Regions from separate parts of the Homo sapiens genome. Here regions 2 and 3 are each linked to region 1. The links are chromatin loops, found by intact Hi-C in ENCODE. Cell type or tissue: GM12878. All regions are shown on one strand. Links, peaks and the distances in the headings refer to the core of each region. The heading gives the core; the rest is flanking DNA.

Region 1 (6,403 bases), core at 1,009-6,008:
TGCGGTGGCTCACGCCTATAATCCCAGCACTTTGGGAGGCCGGGGCAGGCAGATCACAAGGTCAGGAGATCAAGACCATCCTGGCTAACACGGTGAAACCCCATCTCTACTAAAAAATACAAAAAATTAGCCGGGCATGGTGGCCGGCACCTGTAGTCCCAGCTACTTGGGAGGCTGAGGCAGGAGAATGGCGTGAACCCAGGAGGTGGAGCTTGCAGTGAGCCAAAATAATGCCACTGCACTCCAGCCTAGGCGACAGAGTGAGACTCCGTCTCAAAAAATTAAATTAAATTAAATTAAATTAAATTAAATTAAATTAAAAAATAAAGCTTCAAGCCAGGTGTGCTGGCACCTGCCTGTAATCCCAGTTACCTGAGAGGCTGAGACAGGAGGATCACTAGAGCCCTGGAGTTCGAGTCCAGCCTGGGCAACATAGCAAGACCCTATCTCTTAAAAAAAGAGCTGCTATGATTTTTATTTGTCAATTATGCCTCAATAAAGTTGAGGAAGAAAACAATAAAGCTACTATGAACATTTGTGTGCAAGTCTTTGTATGAATATGTGCTTTTTTTGGGTGAATACACAGAGGTGGAAAGGCTAGATCATATGGTAAGTATGTTTAACTTTTTAAGAAACTGATCAGCTGTTTTCCAAAGTGGTTTTATCATTTTACATTCCCACCAACAGTGTATGAGAGTTCTAGTTCCTCTGCACTCTTATTAACACATGGTTTTAATCAGACATCTAATAGGTATGCAGTAGTTTCTGATTGTGATTTTAATTTATATTTCCTTAATGTGAATAATGTTGAACATCTTTTCATGTGCTTATTTGCCATCCATTTTTTTGGTGAAATAACTGTTTAGATCTGTTGCCTACTTTTTGAAAAAAAGTTGAATTCTTTGCTCTTATTTGATTTCCAAAGTTCTTTATATATTCTGGATACACATCCTTTATCAGATATGGGCTTTGCAAATATTTTCTCCCAGTCAGTGGCTGGTCTTTTCATTCTTCTCATGGCATCTTTTCAGGAAAAGAAGTTTTTAATTTTGATGAAGTCCAATTTATCAAATTTATTTCCTATTGACTGTGCTTTTAGTGTAATATCTAAGACATATTATCTAATTAAAGGTCACAAAGATTTTACTTCTATGTTTTCTAGAAGTTTTATAGTTTTAGATTTTACACTTAGGTGCATAATCGATTTTGACTTAATTTTTATACGTGGTATAAGGTATGAATTGAAGTTCTTTTTTTCTTTTTTTGCATATAGCTATCCAACTGTTCTAGCCCAACTCACTGAAACTATTCATTAGAAATTATCCTTTCTCATTGCCTTTGGGTCTTTTTAAAAATCAATTGTATATGTGTGTGTATGTGTGTCTGAACTTTCTATTCTGTTCCATTTGATCTGTTCTATTTGAGCTGTCTATCATGATGTTAATAGCACCTCATCTTGATGACTATTATTTTTTATGAAGCCTTGAAATCAGGTGGTGTTAGCCCTCCAACTTTGTTATTCTCTTTCAAAGATGTTTTGGCTAATCTAGATCCTTTGCATTTTCATGGGAATTTTTAGACAGTTTGTCAGTTTCTATAATTTTTTTTTCCCTGTAAAGCTGAGACAGAAACCCAGGGCTCTGAGGTCAGTCTGCCTAGGTTCAAGTTTTATCTTTACCTCTTCATAACTGTCTGACTTTGGCCAAGTTACCTAACTTCTCTGCAATTCCATTTCTCATTCACAAAGCTGAAATAATAATATTATCAATCTCATGGGGTTGTGAAAGGGCTTAGATGAAGTAATGCAGATAAGGCTGAGAGAATGAAAATACAAACAGACAATGGCCAGATCATATATGACAATAGAACTCTGGGCCACAACCTCTGCAGCAACCCATCCAGGAAGCCAAACCACAGCCTCTGCAGCAATCATCCCAGAACAGTCAGAACTTGACCAAGTCAGTAAGTGCAGCTGCCCTAACTTCTGCCCCCACTTCCAACTCAGGACCAAGCACAGAAAGCCAAATATGGTCCCCAATCCAATCACACTGGATGCTCAATTTCTAGTCAGCCTACCTCTAGCTTTCCCATGCCAACAAGCTCCAATCAAGGCATAGCTGAAGACTTCCCTTTTTTTCACTATAAAGCTTTGCACAGCCCTGCCTGCCTGAGTCTCTGACAAATGCGAGTGATGGTGGCTGAGACCCTGGCTAAAGCAAGCGCTGAATAAACAGCTTCTGTTTCTTCTCACTTGGGTGGTTTTTGTTTATTTCCACAGTGCTTAACACTGTGCTCGCAGAGTTAGTGATTGCCCAATACATTTTATATAGAGCAGTAGAATTGCTTTGTCGTATGAAACTTTAAAAAGAATTCCAATAGATAAATAAAAGTGGCATTTCAACCGTTTATTTTATCTAAGTCAGCCAGTAATAAAGGTAGGACTTTTGCAGTGATCTCAATAACATTAAATGAACATGATGGCTGATCCTTGCAACCACAAGGTTTTTTAAAATCCTGATTCACATAATAAGAAGTTGCAAATGCCAAATTTCTGTTTTCTTTTAAACAGGTCACTTTGCAATTAAATATTTGCAGAACCTCTGAAGCACCTCTTCAAAACTCTAGGGCTCTCAGAAACGTGGAGTAAAAACTTACCCTGATGTGAGGTCAGGGTACAGGGTCTTGATTTCAGTCCTAGTGATGCTGCCACTCTGCCGGATAACCTTGGGCATGACACTTGACCTCTGAGATTTGTTCCTCCCTTGTAAATGGAAAGAGCTGAACTAAAGAACTTCTCAAAATTTAGTGCGCATGGATAACCACATGTATATACTGGAGGAGGGTGCGTGCCCATTTAAAATGTAGGTTTCTGACCCACCCAGTGGCGTCTGAGTCAGGGTCCTGGAATCTGCATTTTAACAAGCACAGCTGATTCTGGTGCTAGTGACAATTGGGCACAATTTGAGCAGCACAGGAGCAAATGGTCTTTTAGGTCCCTTCTGGCTCTGATGTGTGTGATTCAGGTGAGGTTGTTGAAGAGAAGTGGGCTGCAGCATTGGGAAAGGAAAAGTGAAGGAGAAAACCATTCAACAGTGGGGAAAATTTTGTTTTTTTAAAAAGCCTATTGTGTCAATATTCTACTTTATTTCTTTTTTCTTTTCTTTTCTTTTCTTTTCTTTTTTTTGAGAAGGAGTCTCGCTCTGTCGCCCAGGCTGGAGTGCAGTGGTGGGATCTTTGCTCACTGCAACCTCCACCTCCCAGGTTCAAGCGATTCTCCTGCCTCAGCCTCCCGAGTAACTGGGATTACGGGCACCCACCACCACGCCTGGCCAATTTTTGTATTTTTAGTAGAGACAGGGTTTCCCCATGTTGGCCAGGCTGGTCTTGAACTCCTGACCTCAAGTAATCGGCCTGCCTCGACCTCCCAAAGTGCTGAGATTACGGATGTGAGCCACCGTGCCCGGCCAGCATTCCACTTTTGAAAGCCCCCGTGACCCTGGTCCAGAAGGACTTTGATTCCTGGCCCTGGTCTTCAAGCTCTTTGCAGAGGCAATGCACATTTTATTCTCCATGAGACCACAGGAAGAAAAAAAAACACCCTCAAATTTCCCAACCCCATGCCCTAAATTTCAATGCGCCAGAGATGAAATGCAACTTGCGAAATGCCTCCCTGCTCTTCTGCTCCACAGTTTCTCCATAGCTTGGCTTGGGGCAGGAGGGGACAGAGGAGGGTTTGGCCAGTCGGGGGTCTAGCCCTCAAAGCCAGATTAAACCCAGGCCACAGCGACTCCTCTCAATTCTGCAATTGGGTCCCAGCTCAGTGTGGCCATATCGCCCTCTTGCGGTAGAAAGCGGGACTCCGCCTGGCTAGGGGAACAGACGCCAGGGGCTGACTGTAACAAAGACCGGAAGCTCTTCTTGGATCCAAGGCAGGTGCAAGGAGGGAAAAAAGGTATCACCAGAGGGACGCTCTTCATTATGACTTTTTCTCTTTTTCCTCACCCTTTCTGCTTCCCAAACCCAGTTCTCCCACTTATCGTTGCCCACTATTAAAAACTGCTTTGTAATGAGAAAACCTGCAGTTTACAAGGTGTTTTCACAAACTTCATCTTATGTAAGCCACTCTCACTGCCTTTTCTCACTTCTCTTCCTCTTCCAGAATGAGAAGAAAAAAATGGAAAAAACAACAAACAAACAACAACAACAAAAAAAAACTGAAAAAAAATTACAAATGCCTTTCTAGTATTTTGCAAAAGGGTAGGCCTGCCCACACCCTTGGTTTAGGTTCCAGGACCAGTTATCTTGGAGCTGAGATCATAACCTTCACCCCTGTAAGGACCCCTTAGCTTTGTGGTCACAAATAGAGTCTTAAACTTGCCAGGGCTTGGTCACAAGAAGAGAGAGCAAAACATATGACCAAAGCGGCACAAGGCCGCTAAACAATTATTTTTGTTTCATCAACTGTTTTTTTTTTTTTAAGAGACAGGGGTCTCAGTGTGTTGCCCAGGCTGGACTTGAACTCCTGGGCTCAAGCAGTCCTCCCACCTCGGCCTCCCAAGTAGCTAGGATTACAGGTACACACTAGTGTACCTAGTGTACAGTAGTGTAACTAGTCTGGCTAGTTAATTAACTTTTAATTTAATTTAATTTTGAGATGGAGTCTCCCTCTGTCGCCCAGGCTGGAGTGCAGTGGCTCGATCTTGGCTCACTACAACCTCCACCTTCCGGGTTCAAGCGATTCTCCTGCCTCAGCCTCTCGAGTAGCTGAGACTACAGGGGAGTGCCACCACGCCCGGCTAATTTTTTGTGTTTTTAGTAGAGACGGGGTTTCACCATGTTAGCCAGGATAGTCTCGATCTCCTGACCTTGTGATCCACCAGCCTCAGCCTCCCAAAGTGCTGGGATTACAGGCATGAGCCACCGCGCCAGGCCTATTTTTTTGAGATGGAGTCTCACTCTGTCACCCAGGTGGGAGTGCAGTGGTGCTGATCTTGGCTCACTGCAAACGCTGCCTCCAGGGTTCAAGCGATTCTCTTGCCTCAGCCTCCCGAATAGCTGGGATTACAGGCATGTACCACCACACCCAGCTAGTTAATTAACTTAAAAAAATAATAATCAAATTATGGGCTGGCCGTGGTGGTTCAGGCCTGTAATCCCAGCACTTTGGGAGGCTGAGGCGAGTGGATCACTTGAGATCAGGAGTCCCAGACCAGCCCGGCCAACATGGTGAAACCCCATCTCTACCAAAAACACAAAAATTAGCCGGGCATGGTGGCGTGCACCTGTAGTCCCAGCTACTCAAGAGGCTGAGGCAGGAAAATCGCTTAAATCCGGGAGGCAGAGGTTGCACCAGGTAGAGATTGCACCACTGCACTCCAGACTGGGTGACAGAGCAAGACTCCATCTAAAAAAAAAAATTAATCAAATTATAACAAAAATTGAAAAATGCACAAATCATAAATGTACCATTCAAATAATTTTCACAGAGTACACCTGTGTAACTAAGCCTCCAGATCAAAAAAGAGAACATTACCAGCATTCCCTAATGCCCCCCTTCATGTTCCTCCCAGTCACAAATCACCCCCACTGTAACTCCTATTATGATTTTTAACATCATAGATTAATTTTATCTGCTTTTGAATTTCATATAGAAGGAATCACACAATATGTACTCACATATATGCCTTTTGCTGAGCACTGTGAATTAATCTATGTTGTTGCACACCATTCTTTCCTATTGTGCTAGTATGCCATTGTAGAAATATACCACAATGTATCCATTTTATTCATGGTAGACATTTTGGATATTTATAGTTTAGGGCTATTATAAGAGTGCTTCTTTGAACATTCTTGTATTCAAGAAAAAACAGCATTTTCTAGAGTGATCAAAGGGATTAATGGGACATTTATATACCTAGAAACATGATTTATATATATGGATATAAGAAAACAACAGGCATTATGAATCCTATTTATTTATTGAACTTCCATGTTTATTGCAGCACTATTGATGATAGCCAAGATTAAAAATCAACCTAAAAATGTCCATAATCAAATGAATGGGTAAAGAAAATGTGGTGTATATACACAATGGAGTATTATTCAGCCATAAGAAAAGAAAATCTTGTCATTTTCAATCATGTGGATGAACCTGGAGGACATTATGGTAATTGAAATAAGCCAGACACAGAAAAACAAATACCTCATAATCTCACTCATATGTGGAATCTAAACAAGTTGACCTCATTGAATCAGAGAGCAGAATGGTGGTTACCAGAGGCTGGGGTTTTACGGGGAGGTTTGGGGAGATGTCTGCCAAAGCACACCTAATTACAGTTAGATAGGAGGAATAAGCTCAAGAGATCTGTCACACAGCATGATGACTGTAGTTAATGATGATATA
Region 2 (6,403 bases), core at 1-5,000, 130 kb before region 1:
TATTTCCTCAGGTACCTCATTCTGAAGTCTGCCAATAAGAACTCAGAAAAAATAAACAAATAAATAAAAGTCTGGCGTTTTAACTTGTGGGTTCAAGGGAGCTACTGCTTTAATGAGACACCGTCTGCAGTGTGCTTCCAATGCTGAGTGTGCTGTGGAAACAAGGGATGATGTGTCAGGAGGGCAAAGAGCCAGCAGGTCCAGGCCTCCCATTCCAAAGCAACCAGGGAAGCTTTGCCTCAGTCTGCTAAATCCCACAGGCTTCATGTCGATTTTATTTTGAAAGAAGGCTTTGCCTACTAATAACAGTTGAAAACAAAACAAAACAAAACACCAATTTAGATGCTATCGAAAGGATACTGTATTAAGCGGAGTGGTTCAAAGTGAGGACTCTGGTACCAGAATATCTACATGTGAATTCTGGCTCCACGAATAACTGTCAGGCAAATTGTTAAACATTGTTGAACCTCAATTTCCTCATTTGTAAAATGGGAAAAATAGTAACAAATCCAGAAAAGCAGATGAGGATTATCTTAGTTAATACATCTAAAACACTTAAAACAGTGCCCTGACACACAGTAAGGGCACAATAAAAGTTAACCATGAACACCTACAGCTGTCCATGAGCAACCTTATGAGGTGTATCAATGTCAGCTAACCCAGACACCATGCAAAACCAGGACATCCCAAATGATATTATTACTCATTAAAACAATCAAAGTTGAGAAATGATTTTGGGTGTGGCAAGGCACTGCTGAACATCACTTTTACCTATGAATGCATTTAACACAGAAACTACCAGTGAGTGCTACAGATTCATCAAGAATTGCCTCCTGGGAGAAGAAACTCACCTTGAGACATCAAAGGGTGGGCTTAGAGGAGAGCTACCTTTCTTCTCTCCATCAAGAAACTGGCACCCAAATTCTACTACCCACTCCTTTCAGCTAAGCTTCTTGCTTTGCTTCAGAACCAGGAGACGGAAAGCACGTGGAGAAAAGTGCTCATCGGGAGCCAAAGATGCTCCTCCTCTCCTGTAAGGGCCAAGCATCCCTAACAGCTGAAACTTTTTGAACGCTGATATGACCCTCAAGCGAATGAGCATTGGAGCATTTTGGATTTTGGATTTTTGGATTAGGAATGCTCAACTGGTGTGCATTCTGCAAATATTCCAAAATCCCAAAAAATCCAAAATTGAAAAACACTTCTGAAAGTGTTTTTTCCTCCGAAATCCCAAGCATTTCGGATAAGGGATATTCAATTCATACCTCCTGCCCTGGTCAAAACCTGGCACTTCAGCATTCAGGTCATAAAAGTGATAAGAATAAGCTCTTTGCTCATTACATCTGGAGGGTCAGTTTTAGGAGACTGGCACCACATATAACAGTCAACTTGAGGTTGTTTTCGCCAAAGTGGCCAGGTTAAAAATACTTATTTGTTTGTTGCCATGTACACTTACCATCTTAGAAGTGTCTGTAAGGGGAAGGGGGAAGAAAATGTTTCAATGCACTGTGTAACAGTTACTTTCTTATGGAGGTGAAAATGGTACCCCAAAGACACTGACAATTACTGGCTGCCCAGGCCCAAGAAAATCCGGGCCCTGTATATTCCAGCTGTTCACCACAGTTAAACTGCTGAGTCCTTCCCTGACTCTAGCTATAAGACTGGTCCCATGATAGGCATTAAAACCTATCCCCATTCCCAGGCATCCCCAACAGTCCGACAGTCCGGACAAAAGCTGGGAACTATGTATCCTCACCTGGGTGACAGGCACAGTGCAGGAGTGTGAGCTATCGAAACAACCTGGTGAAGTCTCGCAAGGCCCAGCAAACTTGTTTACATTCCTCAGCACTAGAAAAGAAAAGGTAGGTTGGTCCTTGACTGAGGAGAAAGACAGAATATGCTGAAAAACAACTGCAACATTGGGGCACACTGAGAACCGTCCCAACTCTGCTAGGAGCTCTCTCCATCGTCTCCTGAGCGATCCTGGCTTCAGATCTTTCTGTAATTCAGGGCAAAAATTATTATATATGAGAAAAGTTATAAGCTTGGTGGTCTTCAAAGGGTGTACTCTGGACACAAACTGCCCGAGTTTGAATCTTGGCTCCACTGTGCCCTTGAACAAGTTACCAATCTTTGTCTCAGTTTCCTCATCTATTAATATTATCTACTTCATAACACTGTTTAGAGGATTAAAATCGTCCACATACAGAGTGCTTATGAAAATAGAGCAGTGAACAAAATAGTATTCAATAAATGTAGGCTGCTACAACAACACTTGGTTGCTACGGCTCTCATAAGTTTCCTCATTCTCTTCCAAAGATAGATTTTGTTTACAAAGGCCGGTCTAGCAACTAAGTCTCCACCAGTCATTGATTTTCTAGTTGAACAGGCTGCTCAGGATTTCCTCCTGTGGGAGGAGGAGGGAGAGAGGAAAGGGTTAAAGCATGTAGAAAGAGAGACAAAGCAGGAGATGCCTATGTGATATGAATAGCCCAATATTCAACTGACCCTGTTTTTTCAAAAGCCCCCCGACCTCCCTTTGTCCAAAACTGTCACCAAGAAACCAGCTGATGCCAGCTTCATTCTACTGTATCTGTCTTCATAACAGTTTTTGCTAAATGAACATAAGGCTAAGCTAAAAGCTAAAGCAGTGGAGAAGGAAGCACTTCCTTTTTTTTTTTTTTTTTTTTTTTGATATGGAGTCTTGCTCATGTCATCCAGGCTGGAGTGCAATGGCACGATCTCAGCTCACTGCAACTTCCGCCTCCCAGGTTCAAGCGATTCTCCTGCCTCAGCCTCCCCAGTAGCTGGGATCACAGGTGCCCACCACCACGCCCGACTATTTTTTTGTATTTTTAGTAGAGATGTGGTTTCACCATGTTGGCCAGGCTGGTCTCGAACTCCTGACCTTGTGATCCGCCCGCCTCGGCCTCACAAAGTGCTGGGATTACAGGCATGAGCCACCGCGCCCAGCCAGGAAGCAATTCTTAATATGCTTGCCTTCCTGTAGCCCTCTCCCTGGCTCAACTAACTCAGATACCAGTGCCTACAGCCAAGGATTCAATGCAGATGAAAACACACTTTCCATCTCATAATGGTTAAACACCAGGGGAGGAAACTGCTCTAAGCGATCCAACAGAAAAGGTGAAAATAGAGCTATCCATTTAGGTTCCTACATCCAGATTTCCCCATCCATTGTAAGTTCTGAAACATCATTAAGAACCTTGACTTAGACTCCATGACTTGATTCAACAGAACATTCTAGAAACTTTCTTCTAGTCTCTCCATCCTAAAAATGTAATGAAAATAAGGCAGGTGGCCAGGCACAGTGGCTCATGCTTGTAATCCCAACACAGGGAGACCCCGTCTCTACAAATAATTTAAAACTTAGCTGGGTGTGGTGGTGCACACCTGTGGTCCCAGCTACTCACGAGGCTAAGGCAGGAGGATAACCTGAGCTGGGGAGGTTGAGGTTGCAGTGAGCCATGATTGTGCCACTGCACTCCAGGCTGGGCAACAGAGTGAGACCCTGTCTCAAAAAAAAGAAAAAAGAAAGAAAATGAGAAAGGTCTTTTGGCTTTATTGGAATTGCCATTACCTCTGTGGATTTAATAAGCTTCAATTTAAGTGTTACATTTCTCATTTTACTTCCAAATTAATACTGACTGTTAAGGAGGCAGCCAGGGTATGTGAGCCCATATCACTCATGCTCCCAATGTCAGGAAGGAGGAAGATCTGTAACCCAAGAGAAGTTGCTATGTGGTGTGTTATCACAAGGGACTAGGATAACAGAAAACCCTGAAAGTTAGGACAGTGCTGGAGACCGAGATTTTTTTGCTATCCTAATGTCTTACATGTTTTAAATTTTACCCTTCCTCAAGAGACTTCTGTTTTGTTTTGTTTTCAGAACAGATAGAAACAGGGTCTCATTGTGTTGCCCAGGCTGCTCGAACCTCTGGGCTCAAGCTATCGTCCTGCCTCAGCCTCCAAAGTGCTGTGATTACAGGCGTGAGTCACTGTGCCCAGCAGAGACTTTGGAAATGATAACTTCACAGCCTCCTTTGTGGCACATGAGAAAAAGTATTGAAACTGAAATGCAAGTGTGGGAGAACTTTAGTGCGATAGGGTGAAATGAGGGACAGGTGACACTGTCAACTTGGCTTCTGCCCCAATCCTATCTGCAAGTGCTTTGGTGTCAAACACTTCAGCCAAATGTTTAACTGAAGTGTCCTTGGTGGGGAGCCCATAGAAATGGATCAAAAAGCTCCTTGAGGCCGGGCGCGGTGGCTCACACCTGTAATCGCAGCACTTTGGGAGGCCAAGGCGGGTAGATCACCTGAGGTCAGGAGTTTGAGACCAGCCTGGCCAACATGGTGAAATCCATCTCCACTAAAAAGACAAAAATTAGCCGTGTGTGGTGGTGGGCACCTGTGATCCCAGCTACTCGGGAGGCTGAGGCTGGAGGATCGCTTGAACCCAGGGGGTGGAGGTTGCAGTGAGCTGAGATCACACCACCGCACTTCAGCCTGGGCGACAGAGCAAGACTCCGTCTCAAAAAAACGAAAAAGCTCCATGAATGTTAGAACTATAGTTATGTGCTACAATGATGTTTTGGTCAATGATGGACTGCATGTATGACAGTGATCCTATGAGTATAATAGAGATGAACAACTGCATGTTGCGTTACTCACATGCTTGTGGTGATGCTGGTATAAACAAACCTACTGCACTGCCAGTCATATAAAAGGACAACACAAACAATTATCTACAGTATACAATAATTGATCATAAGCAACTATATTACTGGGTTATGTATTTACTATACTACACTTTTTATCATTAATTTAGAGTATATTCCTTCTACTTACAAAAAAAAAAAATTTACTGTAAAACAGCCTCAGGCAGGTCCTTCGGGAGGGATTCCAGAAGAAGACATTGTTATCCTAGGAGATGGCAACTCCATGTGTGTTACTGCCCTTGAAGACCTTCTAAGTGGGACAAGATGTAAAAAGGTGGAAGACAGTGATATTGATGATCTTGACCCTGTGTAGGTCTAGGCTAATATGTGTTTGTGTCTTAGCTTTTAACAAAAAAGTTTAAAAGCTAAAAAAAAAAAATAAAGTAATTTTAAGAATAGAAAAAAGCTTATAAAGATATAAAGAAAAAATTTTTTAATGAGCTGTACAATTTGTGTTTTAAGCTAGGTGTTATTACAAAGGAGTCCAAGAGTTAAAAAAAATTTAGTTTATAAAGTAAAAAAGTTACAGTAAGCAAGAGTTAATTTATTATTATTATTATTATTATTATTTTGAGACAGAGTCTCACTCTGTCGCCCAGGCTGGAGTGCGGTGGCACAATCTCGGCCCACTGCAACCTCTGTCTCCCAGGTTCAAGCGATTCTCCAGCCTCAGCCTCCTGAGTAGCTGGGATTACAAGTGCCCACCACCACGCCTGGCTAATTTTTTAAATTTTTAGTAGAGATGGGGTTTCACCATGTTGGCCAGGCTGGTCTCAAACTCCTGACCTCAAGTGATCTGCCTGCCTCGGCCTCCCAAAGTGCTGGGATTACAGGCATGAGCCACCGCGCCTGGCCAAGGGTTAATTTATTATTGATGAAAAAAATTTTTTTATAAATTTAGTGTAGCCTAAGTATACAGTATCTATAAAAAGTCTACAGTAGTATACGGTAATGTCCTAGGCCGCCTATTCACTCACCACTCACTCACTGACTCACCTAGAACAACTTCCAGTTCTGCAAGTTCCATTCATGGTAAGTGCCCTCATACAGGTATACCTTTTTTTTTCTCTTTTATACTGTATTTTTACTGTACCTTTTCTATGTTTAGATATGTTTGGATATACAAATTCTTACCATTGTGTTACAATTGCCTACAGTATTCAGTACAGTAACCTGCTATACAGGTTTGTAGCCTAGGAGCAATAGGCTACACTATATAGACCAGGTGTCCGGTAGGCTATACCATCTAGGTTTGTAGAAGTATACTCCATGACGTTTGCACAACAACTAAACCACCTAATGACACATTTCTTGGAACATATCCCCATCATTAAGTAACACATGACTGTATTTTCTGTCTCGGTCCTTCTGACGTTTGATATTTCTTAGCTTTCTATTTATTTACTTTTTTAACTGCCAGTATTTTTTAGATTCTGTTTTCTGGCTTCTAGTCCCCAAATTCCTATCCTTCCACCATATTTCTGAAAGCTTTTATGGTCACTATTTCTCGAGCCCCATAAGATTACTAGAGGAGTGCTGAGAAATGAGATCCTTTTGATCCGATGACCTGGTAGGTAACAGAAAATAATGAAACTCTGATGACTTGACTAGGGATTCAACCCCTTACTGGCCTCTAATTCCAGTATCAATGCTTCCCATGTTCAA
Region 3 (6,403 bases), core at 728-5,727, 73 kb after region 1:
AATAATGAAAAATATGATGTGGGTAAAAGTGTCTCATGGAGGTAAAGCCCTGACAGATTCTATCAGCAGAATCACTGGGGAGGTGAAAGATGCTCACCTTTGGGTCCCAGGAAAGCAGTCCTTCTCCTGCTCTCCTAGGTTTCTCATGGCATTCAGGGCTCTCTGGTTTCCAGAATCTCAGGGTCTGGCTCTTTTCCTGTCTCCACAGGTGATTTCCATGGTGATGGTGGCTGTGGGTGTCTACGCTCGGCTAATGAAGCATGCAGGTGAGCTGTAGCTCTCCCTCCCTGCCCCCACCTTGTGCCATGCCCCTTTCCCCTCTGCCTCCTTCAGCCTGGCCCTCACACATAAGCTATGGGGCTAAAGGAGGCAGCCTCCCTGGAGCCAAATCTTCATGGTCTACGTAGGTGTCAGACCCCCCCAGGCCAGTGCCCCTGGATTTCCCTGAGCCCCTCTGAGTCTTCCAGGATATGCCTACATTTGAGGCTTAGGAAGTGTGTGAGAAAGAAGGTAGGCCCCTGGGAGCAGAGAGTCATCAAGGGCTTTAGCCCCTCCCTAGCTCTGTCCTGGAGAAACCCAACCACCATTCCTATTTCACCACACAAGTCACCAGGAAACAGAATCTGCAAAGCTGGTGAGCCTAATGCCATTCCAATTCTTTTGCGGAGCGAAAGCAGCCCCTCCTTAAGCCCAGGAATAAAGGCTTTTATTTCTTTAGTTCCTCAAATTAAATGCCACAACCCTTCTGGGCCCTTTTTGGTTCTCCCCATGGGACAGGGGTACTGCCTCCCCTTAACCTTCATCCAACCATAATGGAGATTCCCCCACCAGGGGAAGGAGAACAGTTTGGGGCACCCTCCCACCCCATCCAGGGGTTCCTCAGTGGGCACCAGGCTCAGGCTGAGGGCCGGCTCCTTTTCCAGAAGCAGCCCTAGCCTGCCTGGCAGTGGACCCTGCCATCCTGCTGATCGTGGTGGGTGTCCTCATGTTCCTGCTCACCTTCTGTGGCTGCATTGGGTCCCTCCGCGAGAACATCTGCCTCCTGCAGACGGTGAGTGGTCAAGGCCCCACTGGAAAGACCCTGGCCCTCTCCCCATCATGCCTCTTAGCCTCCCACGGCCCTTTGGTTGCCTTGTCCTACCCTACCCCCAAGCCTGTGCTGTCCACCCCTCAGTGCAGAGCTTAGCCCGGGTGACCCAGCACAGGGTGGCCACCCCCAAGACAGTGTCCCAGAGGCAGCTGCCTTTCTCATGTGTGGGGCATCTGGGAGAATTGCCTGGCAGCTCCCAGCATCCCCTTGGCCCTGGAAGGGGTTGCTGCCATGAGTGGTCCTAGACGCCTCTTCTTCCTGCTGCTCCACAGTTCTCCCTCTGCCTCACCGCTGTGTTCCTGCTGCAGCTGGCCGCTGGGATCCTGGGCTTCGTCTTCTCAGACAAGGTAACACTGGGAGCCAGGAGGCCTCCTCAGGTGTGACCCAGAGGGAGGAAGGAAGGTTCCTGCCCATGTTTAGCCTGGTTAATTAACCACAGCTCCTTCCCCTGAGAAACATCAGTCGTTGAAAAGTTCATTAGGGGTGAATGAATAGCCTGTAAACTCATCATATTTGAAGAGAATTTTAAGATCATAAGGTGCTTTCCTCTGACAGTCTGAGAAGCTAACAGGGAAGTAAATTATACAAACACAAAGTTAAAATAACTTAGAAACTTTAATAGCAAATGACAGAATCAAACTCAATAATCAAGTGGACCACTGACAATATGAAGAGCCTCTTATTTCTTTTAAAAATTGTTTATTGAGATAAACAGAAGGAAGGAAGGGGGAAGAGAACAAGATTTTGTTTTGAGGTTTATTTTTCTTTCTTTCTTTTTTTTTTTTTTTTTGGTTGTTGTTTTTGTTTTTTAAGAGATGGGAGTCTCACTAGGTTGCCAGGCTGGCCTTGAACTCCTGGGCTCAAGTGATCCTCCTGCCTCCATCTCCTAAGTCTCTGGGATTACAGTCATGTGCCACCATGATTGGCTTAATAAAAGGTTTTGAACAATGCTTGCCATATCTGGAAATGGTCTGCCATTCAGTGACAGTCCTTTTTAAGAACCAGAATGTCTTTCCCAAAAGGCAAATGATTGCCAAGGGCAGACTACAAAACTAAGGAAAGAAAATTTGAGAAAAGTAGTGGGGCAGGAAGGAAGAGACTATGGTAGAAAATTATGAAATTGGGCCAGGCGCGGTAGCTCATGCCTGTAATCCCAGCATTTTGGGAGGCTGAGGCGGGCAGATCACTTGAGGCCAGGAGTTCGAGTCCAGCCTGGCCAACATGGCGAATCCCTGTCTCTACTAAAAAACACCAAAAAAATTAGCCAGGTGTCAGGAGGCTGAGGCACAAGAATTGCTTGAACCCAGGAGAAGGAGGTTGCAGTAAGCTGAGATCGCGCCACTACACTCCAGCCTGGGCGACAGTAAAACTGTATCAAGAAAAGAAAAGAGAAAGGGAGAGGGGAGGGGAGGGGAGAAAATTATGAAATCGAGAGCCACTGAGTTAATTCCGAATTTCGTAGTCCTCCTGGCTTACAGTAAGATCCTGAAATGATGTATTAAATAGCTCTGTTTTGAGTCTAAAGAGATGCAATTATCTAGTGTCCACTAGAGGGCAGTGCCTCAGCTCAGTAAGCTACTTTCTGCTAAAAAAATTAAAAATTAGTTTGTTTTTATCAGTCAACAAGTATTTTGTGATAATAGCATTCAGAGATAGATACACATTGGTATATCTTGAAATGTGTCTCTGAAAAGCTTCAACAGCAGGTCCAGCATTTCTCCTGCCCACTGGTACCTGAGGGCCCTGGGATGGGCTTTGGAACTGAACCGGCTATCTTCCACCATTAGGACTCGGTTCTGATTTCAAGGCAGACTCAGTTAAGAAGGATGATCCCTGTCTACTGTTATTTTTGCTGGAAGGAGCAAGTTAGGGATTAGTCCTGTGTTCTGATTCCTTGCCCATGTCTCCGGCAGGCTCGAGGGAAAGTGAGTGAGATCATCAACAATGCCATTGTGCACTACCGAGATGACTTGGATCTGCAGAACCTCATTGATTTTGGCCAGAAAAAGGTATGGGTCAGCCAGTGGTCTGGGGGACTGTGGGTAAAAGTGAATGTCATCCCAAGAGATGCCTCACCCTCTATGCCTGTGGGGCTCTTCATTACCTGCCAGGTAATGGCTTCTGGGAAGGGGTTTGGCAAAAAAGCACACGTAGCAGAGTGCTTTAAATGTACTTTTAAAGACACAGAACAGTATATATAGTAATCTACTGTGTTATAAATGGTTACCTACAGGGGGTGAGGAACTGGGCAGATTCTTGAATATTACCTCTTCAAAAGTGACATTTTAGGCTGGTCCAAAGGGAGTGAGTTATCTCATTTGATTGTTCACAGTCAGCTACAGATCCAACTCCTTGTTCTACTCTTTCCCCCCTTCTCACTGCTGCACTTGACTAGACTAAAAAAAAGAAAATTACATTTAAAAAATTGTGATAAAATTTACATAATGTAAAATTTACCATTTTTAAGCATACAGATCCGTGGCATGAAGTACCTTCAATTGTTGTGCAACCATCACCACCATCTCCAGAACGCTCATCTGCCCCAGATGAAACTCTGTATCCATCAAACACTAACTCCCCATTTCCTCTCTTGAATCTCTGTATCCATCAAACACTAACTCCCCATTTTCCTCTCTTGAAACTCTGTATCCATCAAACACTAACTCCCCATTTTCCTCTCTTGAAACTTTGTATCCATTAAACACTAACTCCCCATTTTCCTCTCCTGAAATTCTGTATCCATTGAACACTAAAGCCCCATTTTCCTCTCCTCCAGCAACCACCATTCTACTTTCTGTCTGTAAATTTGACAACTCTAGGTACCTCAAATGAAGGGACTCACGGTATTAATGCTTTTTTGAGTGGGTTATTTCACTTAGCATGTCTTCAAGTTTCATCTCTGTTTTGGCATGTGCCACAACTGCCTTCCTTTTGAAGGCTGAATAATATTCTGTTGTATGTATATGCCACATTTTGTTTATCCATTCATTCACCAGTGGAGAAAAGGGTTGCTTCCACCGTTCGGCTACTGTGAACAAGGCTGCTATGAATCAAAAGTTAACAATTAGGCCAGGCATGGTAGCTTACATCTGTAATCCCAGCACTTTGGGAGGCCAAGGCAGGCAGATCATTTGAGGTCAGGAGTTTGAGACTAGCCTGGCCAACATGATGAAACCCTGTTTCCACCAAAAATACAAAAATTAGCCGGGTTTGGTGGCGCACACCTGTAGTCCCAGCTACTCAGGAGGCTGAGGTGCGAGAATAGCTTGAATTTGGGAGTTGGAGGTTGCAGTGAGCCAAGATCATGCCATTGCACTCCAGCCTGGGTGACAGACAGAGACTCCGTCTCAAAAATAAATAAGTGAAAAATAAAAGTTAACTTTTTTTTTTCCCTGAGACGGAGTCTTGCTCTGTTACCCAGGCTGGAGTACAATGGCGTGATCTTGGCCCACTGCAACATCCGCCTCCTGGGTTCAAGTGAATCTGCCTGCCTCAGCCTCCTGAGTAGCTGGGATTACAGGTGCCTGCCAAACCACGCCCAGCTAATTCTTGTATTTTTAGTAAAGATGGGGTTTTGCAATATTGGCCAGGCTGGTCTTGAACTCCTGACCTCAGGTGATCTGCCCTCCTCGGCCTCCCAAAGTGCTGGGATTACCGGTGTGAGCCACAGCACCTGGCCAAAAAAGTTAACTTTTAAGTAAAAGTGCTTCTGAGACAAGTCCTGAGTTCCCCTTCCTCTGGTGCAATAGACACTTGACTTTGAGATCCAGTTGGCTCTCATGGAGTAATGATTGACTCACAATATTGAAGATTCCTCCCCTGTGTTTTCTCTATCTTAAGGAGAAGTTTTTCAGCACTGATACTGTAATTATTTCAGCCAATACTTTTGATCACTTCCATTTGCCTGCAAAGCCAGAAACTTCTCTCAAGAAGATTATAGCTGAGTATGTAAAACAAAATATATGTACAACTGTAATACCAACAAGCACAGTGGTAAGTTATAACAAGATATACGAAGTAATAGAAATTAAGAAGTGAGAATATCTTCAGGCGAAGGCAACTGGGAAGCTGGAGCTCAAAGTTTAAGGCTGTGTTAAAACACAACCTAAAGTTCCCAGTAGAAGCTTGCTATAGACTTTTGGTGGCTCTGAGAATTCCCCTGGTCACCTCAGTGTGAGGGGTGGGTGATTCTTAACCTCTGGTGGGTTTTGTTGCAGTTTAGCTGCTGTGGAGGGATTTCCTACAAGGACTGGTCTCAGAACATGTATTTCAACTGCTCAGAAGACAACCCCAGTCGAGAGCGCTGCTCTGTGCCTTACTCCTGTTGCTTGCCTACTCCTGACCAGGTGAGCCAGCATCCTGCCTCATTTCCTCCTAGGCAGCGAGCTGAGTCACTTTCTGATGGGGGCAGCTGCTACTGGGGATCCCCATCCCCTAGCTTCACCGATCAGTCATGTGGGACAGCTGTCAGGTGTTTTTCTTCACCCCAACCTGATGCTTCTATTAACCTCATACTCATGTAGTCCACATGGAGTTCAGAAGGGACAGATTTAAGTTTTAAGTTCAGATTCAGTACCTGTGCAGGTTTGTTATATAAGTAAACTTGTGTCTTAGGGGTTTGTTGTACAGATTATTCCACCACCCAGAGCAAAGAGACCTGGATCCTGACCTCTCAGAGGAAGGGAAGTCTGCATTTGGCAACTTCCAACCCAATATCCTCCACATATATTCTCTGACAATTTAGGAGTTTGGGAAGGGTGGGAAGCCCATCAGCTAAGGCCCCAAACAAAAAGTTATTGGAATTACAGTCCCAATTGGCTTTTCAACTCTTTCCCCAGGCAGTGATCAACACTATGTGTGGCCAAGGTATGCAGGCCTTTGACTACTTGGAAGCTAGCAAAGTCATCTACACCAATGGCTGTATTGACAAGTTGGTCAACTGGATACACAGCAACCTATTCTTACTTGGTGGTGTGGCTCTAGGCCTGGCCATCCCCCAGGTAACTTACCCTGTGAGACTTGTTGGTCCCACACACTCTGTAAAGACTCCTTTGTTTTGGGGAAGGCACCTGGGGATCAGCGAGGGTGTCAGGCACTGACATGGCTGAGGGGTAGGGAAAGGGATAGTGCTGGCCGCACTGGGAAGATCGAGCCAGGGAAAACAAGGCCATCACTCACTGCTGAGTGCCCAATTCCTTCTTGCCTCTCCCAGCTGGTGGGAATTCTGCTGTCCCAGATCCTAGTGAATCAGATCAAAGATCAGATCAAGCTACAGCTCTACAACCAGCAGCACCGGGCTGACCCATGGTACTG

Evidence for each region. Hi-C counts contacts between places; a loop is a spot of excess contacts. Peaks named below come from ENCODE experiments on the same cell type or tissue, not always from the same donor. Only the 100,000 strongest peaks of a DNase experiment are listed, where the experiment ranks them.
Region 2: a loop joins it to region 1, with 3 times the contacts of the local background. A loop is called at or near these places in 3 of 110 quality-filtered maps.
Region 3: it touches region 1 in a loop (5-fold over the local background); 3 of 110 quality-filtered maps call a loop at or near these places.

Annotation. Positions count from the first base shown.
Region 1 is chr7:129,087,843-129,094,245 of GRCh38, forward strand. It overlaps the pseudogene LOC112267982. Among named protein-coding and RNA genes, the nearest start is that of TNPO3, 36 kb to the left of the region's middle. RefSeq lists an enhancer at 2,016-2,165. In GM12878, for the core only: a CTCF peak has its summit at 3,842 (motif pointing left); DNase peaks (open chromatin) are centred at 1,909 and 3,829; H3K27ac peaks cover 1,684 bases.
Region 2 is chr7:128,955,468-128,961,870 of GRCh38, forward strand. TNPO3 (transportin 3) reads right to left here. Exons shown (of 23, transcript NM_012470.4): 22 at 1,757-1,848. The coding sequence ends at 1,788. Among named protein-coding and RNA genes, the nearest start is that of IRF5, 21 kb to the left of the region's middle. In GM12878, for the core only: no CTCF peak of the experiment used is centred there; no DNase peak of the experiment used is centred there; H3K4me3 peaks cover 256 bases; H3K27ac peaks cover 651 bases.
Region 3 is chr7:129,161,471-129,167,873 of GRCh38, forward strand. It overlaps TSPAN33 (tetraspanin 33), which reads left to right. Exons shown (of 8, transcript NM_178562.5): 2 at 209-266; 3 at 924-1,051; 4 at 1,363-1,437; 5 at 3,004-3,099; 6 at 5,308-5,436; 7 at 5,929-6,090; 8 at 6,303-6,403. It also overlaps the pseudogene RNY1P11. Among named protein-coding and RNA genes, the nearest start is that of TSPAN33, 20 kb to the left of the region's middle. In GM12878, for the core only: a CTCF peak has its summit at 2,642 (motif pointing right); a DNase peak (open chromatin) is centred at 5,421; H3K27ac peaks cover 2,856 bases.